Regions from separate parts of the Homo sapiens genome. Here region 1 is linked to region 2. The links are chromatin loops, found by intact Hi-C in ENCODE. Cell type or tissue: Calu3. All regions are shown on one strand. Links, peaks and the distances in the headings refer to the core of each region. The heading gives the core; the rest is flanking DNA. Region 1 has its middle 450 kb from the start of ADGRA3. Region 2 overlaps LOC105374524 (a long non-coding RNA gene).

What was found. Peaks named below come from ENCODE experiments on the same cell type or tissue, not always from the same donor. Only the 100,000 strongest peaks of a DNase experiment are listed, where the experiment ranks them.
Region 1: it touches region 2 in a loop (5-fold over the local background); 3 of 110 quality-filtered maps call a loop at or near these places.

What each region holds. Positions count from the first base shown.
Region 1 is chr4:22,966,965-22,971,368 of GRCh38, reverse strand. No RefSeq gene overlaps it. Among named protein-coding and RNA genes, the nearest start is that of ADGRA3, 450 kb to the right of the region's middle. In Calu3, for the core only: no CTCF peak of the experiment used is centred there; a DNase peak (open chromatin) is centred at 1,738.
Region 2 is chr4:23,020,562-23,024,965 of GRCh38, reverse strand. All of the region lies in intron 3 of LOC105374524 (a long non-coding RNA gene), which reads right to left. Among named protein-coding and RNA genes, the nearest start is that of ADGRA3, 510 kb to the right of the region's middle. In Calu3, for the core only: a CTCF peak has its summit at 2,587; a DNase peak (open chromatin) is centred at 2,795.

The sequences.
Region 1 (4,404 bases), core at 90-4,089, 53 kb after region 2:
TTTATTGGATGCCAGTTTTTCTCATGCACTGTTTTAGGCTCATAGAATAAAACATTGAACAAGCAAAAACCCCATTCTAATGGAGCTTAGTAGGAAAAGACAGACAACAAACAATAAACATAAATAAGTAAACTGTGTAATATGTTATGAGTAATAGGCTAAAAGAAATCAAGAATACCACGGTCAAGAAAAAGAAGGGAAGATTGATTTTAGTTTAAATAGGGTGGTAAGTGGTCATTGAGAGGCTGAGATTTAAGCAGACTTGAAGGAGGTGAGGGTGGGTCATGCAGATACTGGGGAGTGGGCTTGTCTTGCCTGGGAGAGAGTAAAAAAGACGAGCTCAGCAACTGAACAGAGGGCTGGACCATGTAGGATGTTAAAGACCTTGGCATAGGATTTAGCTTTGAAATGAGAAGCTAGGGCAGGGTGTTGAGCAGAGAAGGGGTGCAACTTGACCTATGTTATAAAAAGGTCTCCCTAGTTACAATACTAAGAACAGACTGTAGGGGCAAGTGTGGGATCAGAAAAACAATTTAGAAGGCCATTGCAACAATCAAGGTAGGAGGAATAAATGGAAAGATTGTAGAAGAAAGGAAAAAAGAGAGAAAGGAATCAGAGTACAGGAGAAAGCAAGAGATTGTGAAGAGAAGACATTAGGGAATGAAAAATAAAAGCAGAACTCCCTGTTCAGACTCTGAGCCAGTTGCTAACCCATTAGTATGGTATTCCATCAGCTGCAAACTCAGCAGTGTATTCATGCTTTCCTTTCCAGGATTAGTAGCTACTAACCTAGCTCCTTTTGATTAATCTAAGAGTACATTCTGCTGGCTGAGCCACCCATCTATATGCCTGTATGCCTTCTGAACAACAAAATTGGCCCCTGGGACAAGAGCCTAAAAGAAATTAGGATAAGGCTAATGGAAATCAGGCAACTGGACTGAATATAGTGCTATATCCTACTTCTCTCTTCAGTTTGTCTTTGCCTTGTTTTCTTGTGAATCTATGTTGAGGGAGAAATTCTATCTGTATTTGCTTCAATAAAATGTTTGTGTTCTCTTAGCTTAGGAGGATGCTGAGAAATAGAATGATTTCAACAGTGGTTCAAGGTAGGAAGAGAAAAGCTGAAGAAAACAGAATAGTATAAAAATCATTTGGGAAACCAATAGGTTTTCAGCCTTCAGAAAACTATTTTAATTGCAGCCATCTTTTAAAATTATTGGAAACAACTCGATTTAAAATTGTAAATTGTACTATATTAACAACTGTTTTCCATATATACTTTCTTACAACACATCACCTTGATTTCTAGCTGTGGAAGAGTAAACTGTCCATATTTCTTTAGTTCTTTGCTTGTTTCCCATTTTCTGCCCTAGCAAGCATTTCATTATAATGTTATTTTGCTTAGACAAATCTTGCTAAGATATTTCATAATTGCCCTTCCTGTCTTGGAAGTTATTATATTGATCATTTTGAGAAATAATATTTACTTTTTGGTTTGCATGTATTTGTTCAGTGCATTCCTAATGCAGCCACAGCAATTATCAGAGCTAATTCCTGAAAGTTGAGCAATCCCAGTCTTTGGCTCCTATCTATAGGTTTTCCTTCACTTTTACAAATAATGATTTATGCAAAGTCACCAAGACAGCTATTGCTTCAATGTTAGGTTTATTATCTCCAGGATGAACAGACAAGTCATTAAGCGCTCAGGGGAGGATTAGTGTAGAGAGAGATCACCACATTGTGATTTTCTGGTTACATGGTTCAATACAATGATGGTTTAAGGAAGTAAAAGCCAGTTTTAGCACTGCCATTATGGAGCAGTGTATATCATCAATAGGCAGTTATAAAAGCTGTGACTGATAGGAATTCCCCCACCATAAAAGTTCCTTCCATCACGTACCCACTGAGTGAGTCACGTAGAAGAATAACTTCTAAGGAATGTGATTAATTCCTCAGCTTTTACATTTTGATATAATTTTTATACACGAGCTAAGGCTATAAAGTGATAAGATAGATTACACAAGAGTCTTGTGCAATTAGCTTCATTACTTTAAAGCCACATTTTATGTTGGTGTGTGTTTCTTACTGTACAGAGCATAGGTTTGTGGATATGTAACTGTATTCGTTGTCCTAAAGACAGAAGTATATCTTTTTATTTGTGCTCTGAACATGCATTACAGTGGGTGGGACACAGGAATGGGAAATGAATGAATGAATCAATGAATGAACGAACCATCATCTATATATACATCTACCTGCTCTCCTTGCCCACTTTATTTTAAACAGTAATGTAAGTTAATCATTCTCTTACTAAAATGATTCAAAATCCTCCCATTTTCCAGATAACAAAGCCCTATCTGACTAGTGTTGTATTGAAAATCTTCTGCAATGTGTCTCCAACCCTGCTTTCCAATCTGGCTTCCTACTCTTTCCTACATAAGCCTCCCGCTTCAATCAAACTGGCCAAGGGAGTATCTATTAGGTCAGATAGATCTCTACCTTTCTATCTTTGCTCACACTAGAATGTACTCCTGTTCGTCTTATGTTTGTCAGCTTTCTGAAAGTGTTAATGACATGTAATAATAATAACAATAACAACAACAATACAGTTGGTATAGTTCAGTAAAGAACACAGATTTGGAGCCAAATGCCTGGGGTTTTATCACAGATATCACAATTCCAGATTGTGTGAACTAAAGCAAATTGTAGTAGTAGTAGTAATAGCAGTAGGGCTGATGTTTGTACAGTTGGTATAGTTTAGTAAAGAACATAGATTTGGAGCCAAATGCCTAGGGTTTAATCACAGATATCACAATTCCAGATTGTGTGAACTAAAGCAAATTGTTTAATCTCTCTGGACCTCAGGATCTTCATCTTTAAGATGGGAATAATAATGTACTACTCCTAAGGTTGATGTGAAGATAAAATGAGTTGACACATGTAAGTAGTGCTAAGAACGTAGAAAATGCTTGATAAAATTAATTCTGGTTCCAGAGCATTTACCATATACGAGACAATATACTGTTTTTGCATGTCTTATTTAATTCTCTCAACAACCTTTGAAGTAGAACCAATTATTTTCTCTCCAGTTTACTGATGAGAAAACTAAGGCTCAGAGTTACTTATCAGAGTCAGGCTCTGAGTTAACTGAGTCAATTAATTACTTAACCCCCATTCACATAGCACAGAAGTGATTAGGCTGTAATTCAAACCCGAGCAGCCAGATTCCAGAGCCTGTCTATTATCCAGTTTGAGTTTACTTCTTCCCAAGGGCCATTACAAATCCTGCCTAATTTGTCGAGCTTTTCTTGACCACTAGGTGCTTCAATGTTCTATAGCATTTATTAAGACCATTGTTTGATAGTAACATTATTTTAGCATTTATTGGGTATTAAGCATCTAAAAAATTGTATTAACTCTTTTAATTTAATATTTGTAATCCGATATTTCAAACATCCTCACTTCTGCTGTGATTAAAGTCATTTGAATGGTATTTGAGGGGCAAGCCTTGATCTCTATATGTGCACACATGCAAAATGTTCCATAAACATAAGTGCTCTCAGAAGCGTTACCATTGCTTGCTGCAGGTGATAATGGTAATGAAACTGGAAAGAAGCATATATCATTATTTTAGGTTGAACATAGATTTGGTGAAGCCAGACAATGAATCTCTGTGGTTTCAGAAAAGGACACAGTGAAAACCATTTTGTTAGATGGATCTGCTACCAAACTGAGAACTGGGCTTCTGGGGTTCAGACCCTTGCTTTGTTACAGTGCTGTGTAGGATTTCAGTTTGGGGTGTGTGTGTTTGGAGGTGGGGGGTAATCACTGCTATGTTCTCACTTTAGTTATGTATAAAAGTGTGTTGGTAATATTGGGCTGACTTGCCTCACAGAGGTGTTAAGGTCCAAATAAGATAATGCATATGAAGGAGTTCCCCAAATGTACACAATGAGCCCCTGACATCTATGAGGGTTATATTTCAAGTGAGAGTTTCTTAATCCCAAATTGTGAACATCACTGTAGCATATATTTTCTTCATAAGATGCATTCAATTACAACTATAAATTTTAAGTTTCTTCTTTAAAACCTTAATTAAAATTACTGGGCATGCAACAATAAAAAGAAAACAACAAAGCTGCCTTGAGCTGTGATTAATGGATAGTCCATCAGGTTCAACTCACAAATTCATCCTTGCCATCTAAAGTGTGTTCTAAGGACCAACATCATCAGCACCTCCAGAGAAAAATGCACAATCCTAGCCCCTGCCCACACCTAATGAGTCAGCATGTTAATTTCAGTAAGGTCCTTCAGTGAGCTGTGTGCTCAGAAAATGGGAAACACTGCCCTAAATGCCTCCACTACCCTACACATTTGCCTTCAGTTACAGTTGATTTAAATTTA
Region 2 (4,404 bases), core at 257-4,256:
CTAAGCAAAACAATTGTTAGTGTTCTCTGGCTTTTGATGACTTAAGGAATCACTTCCTTAATGACAAAAAATAAAATTGCTACATATTTCTGATTGCCAGTCCTTACATATAGAGGACTATAGCTAAATATATTATTCTGTCTGCATCACTTATTAAAGAAGGGCAGAAAGGGAGCAAGACATAAGACATTTGGAAATTGTGGTGTGAGATCAACACTCTGCATAGACTTCTAGTGAGAGCCCTTCACATCCTTCACCAGTCTCATGATGTCTTTAGTATGTACACTGTCTGCAGTCATAAATAGATTCAGCCCATTTTATGCCTAACTAATACGATAACATTTTGGGCATTAGACCCAGATCTAATATTTGTGGTCTTACAAAATCACTGGATTACTGGAACAAAAACTTCTATTATTGCCTCTGCTCACCACATAAGAAAATATATAGTAATGATCAGGTGTGTGTGTGCCCTGGTTTCAGACTGCCTGGGACCCAATCCTGGCCTTGCCTTGCCTTTCTCTTACCTTGGTCTTAACTTCTTTACATTTCATTTCTTCATATATAGAAGTAATAGTAAAACCAGGCTCATGGCAAAGTACTTAGATGTGACTCAATTATCCTAATTGAACAACAAGTATTAGCCATTGTTAAACACTGCTTAGAACATTAATGCTGATTAAAACTTTACCTTGACCATATCCAGTTAAATCCTACCCAAGTTTTGGATTTCTTCTGGCCACATGTACCTCAGTCTAGATTCTATCTTCTTGTTACACAGTGCTTTTATACCACTCTGTACCTTTCTAGAAGAAATAGTATTACTGCTAGTAATTATATATTTCTGAGTTTATTAGTTTAATATTTATATTCTCATTGGATTCTAAGTTCTGTAAGGAAAAGAATATATTTTGCTCAGAATTTTATTTGTGCTGCTTGGCAGTGGCTGGCACATAGTAGTCCTCAATAAACATTTGTTGGATCAACAAAGGAAAGAATAAATGAATGATTGTATTATAGGTCTCAATTTTTTTTTTTTTACTTTCTACAATTTTTTTCTTCTTTAAACAATCAGTGTTGCAACAATCTGCCCTCCCATGACTCAACCTTACCCTACAATGCCAGCTATATCGTCTAAGTTATTAAATTATTTTTCATGATGAGGTTAGGCAAGATTATCTCTAAAATTAGCATTTTGTAACACTAAAGATGACTAAAATAGAATGTAACTAATGAATTTGGTAATATTGCTTTTGAACTGATTCTAATTTAGTCTCTTTTTTCCTTCTGCAGTAACATAATAGACTTAAACGTTTCCTTTATAGTGCCACAAATCAATCAATAAGCATTTGTTCTATGTCTACTATGACTTTAGCACTACAGCAAGGTGTCCTACTTATAAAAGGCATTGTACCTGTTTTAATTGCCTTCTTTAGCACATAGCCATTTAAGGACTTAATGATAAATAAATACATCTAGATGTCAATTAAATAAATTTGTAGTCACAAACCAGGGCCAAGTAAAGAGTTCTGGAGTCCTAATTCCAAGAGGTTTATTGCCACAAGGAAATGAAACTACTTAGACACTCCACATGGAATGGATGCTAGAAATTACAAATGCAGTGGGAATATTGGAGGTGTCCACATCTAGCAGAGTCATCACCATCTCCATGGAAACCATCCCCCACCCACTTCTGGGGAGAAAACAGCAGCTGTTCAACAGCACACAACCAAGAAAAATGCAAATCAGTTGGAAGTGTAAAACTCAGGATCCATTTAAAATTGTTAAAGGGCTGAAATTTGGGGTAAAGGAATGAGATTAATGAAGCAGTGATTTAGCAAATAAGTCTACCTTGGCCTCCTGCGCATCGTAAAGAGTTCTGAGAAGACGAAGGAGCAAAGTGGTCAGAAATTTACATCAACCATCATTACATCACCCTATTGGAATAATGCATTGCAGAAATTTTGCAAGGAAAATATAATAGCTTTTAAAGAAAGGAACTAGGAGGAAATATGTTTGGGAATTAGTTTTGAAGAAGAAAGAAGAAAAAAATAAAGTTAAGGCATGGCATAGAGTACTAAATAGAAGAAAATTTGGAAAAGGAAGAGAAATTTTAAAAAGCACTGTGTTCCTTGTGCATAATATGTTATCGTTGATTACTTTATATGTTTTTTGCATGTGCGATTTTATGTGATTTTCATAGGTGTATCTTCTGCCACAAAGGTTTTACTTGTATATAATATGGAAACTTATGTAAAAGCCTTAGGTAAATATGGACAGCTAAATCAGGCACTTCGGGCCGTGTCAAAAAGGATAAAGAGCTAGATCGCTGGTATTTCGTTTGTATGAACTCAGGATTATAATGAGAAGAAAAACATGAGACCTCGTAAGTGCTAGACTCTGAGAACTGTCTCCTGTCCCATCAAATTTATCTCCTAAAAATTTGAAGCTGAGATTCCTTTAGTCAGCTGCGTCACTAACAATGAAAAGATGTAGGGCACAATTCTGCAATGGGGATGAAAAAGCAGAAAGAACTTATGAAAGAGTTAGAGAGAAGGGATTAAAAAAGAGAGAGAGCAGGGTAGAGGCCAACCCTCTACTGGTGGGAACATGTTAGTTTATCTTGGGGCTTCCTCAGTGTTACACTGAGATTCTAGGGTCAATTGAAGTGGCTGGTGGTGGGAAGGTCATTGCATTCTTCATCATTGGCCCACAGTGGTTATGAATGAAATGTTTATCAGCCCTGTTGATGCATTCTTTTCAAGTTTGTCACTATGATGCTAGCCTGCTACTCAAGAATCTCAAAAGGCTGGGAGCCCAAGGACTAAGATTCCAGCTACTGGGTGTGCCACATTCTCAAGACAATACTGCCATGGGACTCATGTATCTTGCAACAGCAGGAAGTCATTTTCTAGATTGGAGCCAGCACTCTGTTTGTTTTCATGCACTTAGTCTTTTAGAACCAAAAACTAGGAAGTCTTGCAGGTTTCTGCCATTTCTGATTTACCACATTCTTCCTCCTGGGCTTTAACACAGAGCATACTAGCTGCTTTAATGCGGGATTGGTGGCGTGAGGTGGGGGATGCCCACCCTCCTGTAACTGTTCTCTGATTTTTCTTTGAAAAAGAACTCAAATGCTTGTGGGATATTACATAAAAATGTTAAAGCTATATACCAAACTTTCTGTGTGAAACTTAAATAATTCAAATCAAGACTTCTTTGTGACCTAACACAGAATAATAAAGGAAGGTTTCAGGGCCAGGTGTGGTGGCTCATGCCTGTAATCCCAGAACTTTGGGAAGCCAAGGCAGGAGGATTGCTTGAGCCCAGGAGTTCGAGACCAGCCTGGGCAACATAGCAGGATCTTGTCTCTACAAAAAAATTAAAAATTAGCCAGGTATGGCAGTGAGTGCCTGTGGTCCCAGCTACTCGAGAGGCTGAGGTGGCAGAATTGCTTAAGCCCCAGAAATCAAGGCTGCAGTGAGCTATGATCACACCACTGCACTCTAGCCTGGGTGATAGAGCAAGACTCTGTCTCAAAAAATAAAATAAGGAAGGTTTCATGGAAACAACTGGTTTTTCATACCACTGTATCCGGGCTATAGTTTTTGAATCTCTAAACAGCAACAGTGACCCGAATACCTCTAAAAGCAAGCTCCGTATAGTGAATTCCATTGGCCAGTTGACTTTTGTGAATGAGTGGGAAGAGCATTCCAACAGAAAATATCTGAGCCTCGAGATATCATAAATCACACCTTAGGGTACAATAAACCTTTTAAAGTACATATTTAAAAGAGAAATGCTGATTTCCTGATAAAATATGAATGTTCCTCAAATTAAGTCCTAGATAGGAATGTAAAGTTGCCCAAGTTATTATTATTATGTTTAGCCTGATAGTTTTAAGTTCTGAAAGAAAAATAGCAATGATCGTAAAATGAAGAGCAAGTATTTGACTGCTATGTTCCTCAACTTCTCTCCAGCCCCTATCCACTGTCTCAGCAGTCTGGTTATGATTGGAGATCTTGGATGAAAAGCAAAAGACAAGCTCGGGCAAAAACAAAGCACACTGGGCACTTACTCCAAATTAGGGAATAGGAACCACATTCATAGAAACATATTGTATTAGTCCGTTTTCACACTGCTGATAAAGGCATACCCAAGAGCGGGTAACTTACAAAAGAAAGAGGTTTAATGGACTTACAGTTCCACGTGGCTGGGGAGGCTTCAAAATCATGGCAGAAGGTTAAAAGCTTGTCTCACATGGCAGCAGACAAGAGAAGAGAGCCTGGGCAGGGAAACTCCCCTTTTTAAAACCATCAGATCTTGTGAGACTTATTCACTATCACAAGAACAGCATGGGAAAGACCTGCCCCATGATTCAATTACCTCCCACCAGATCCCTCC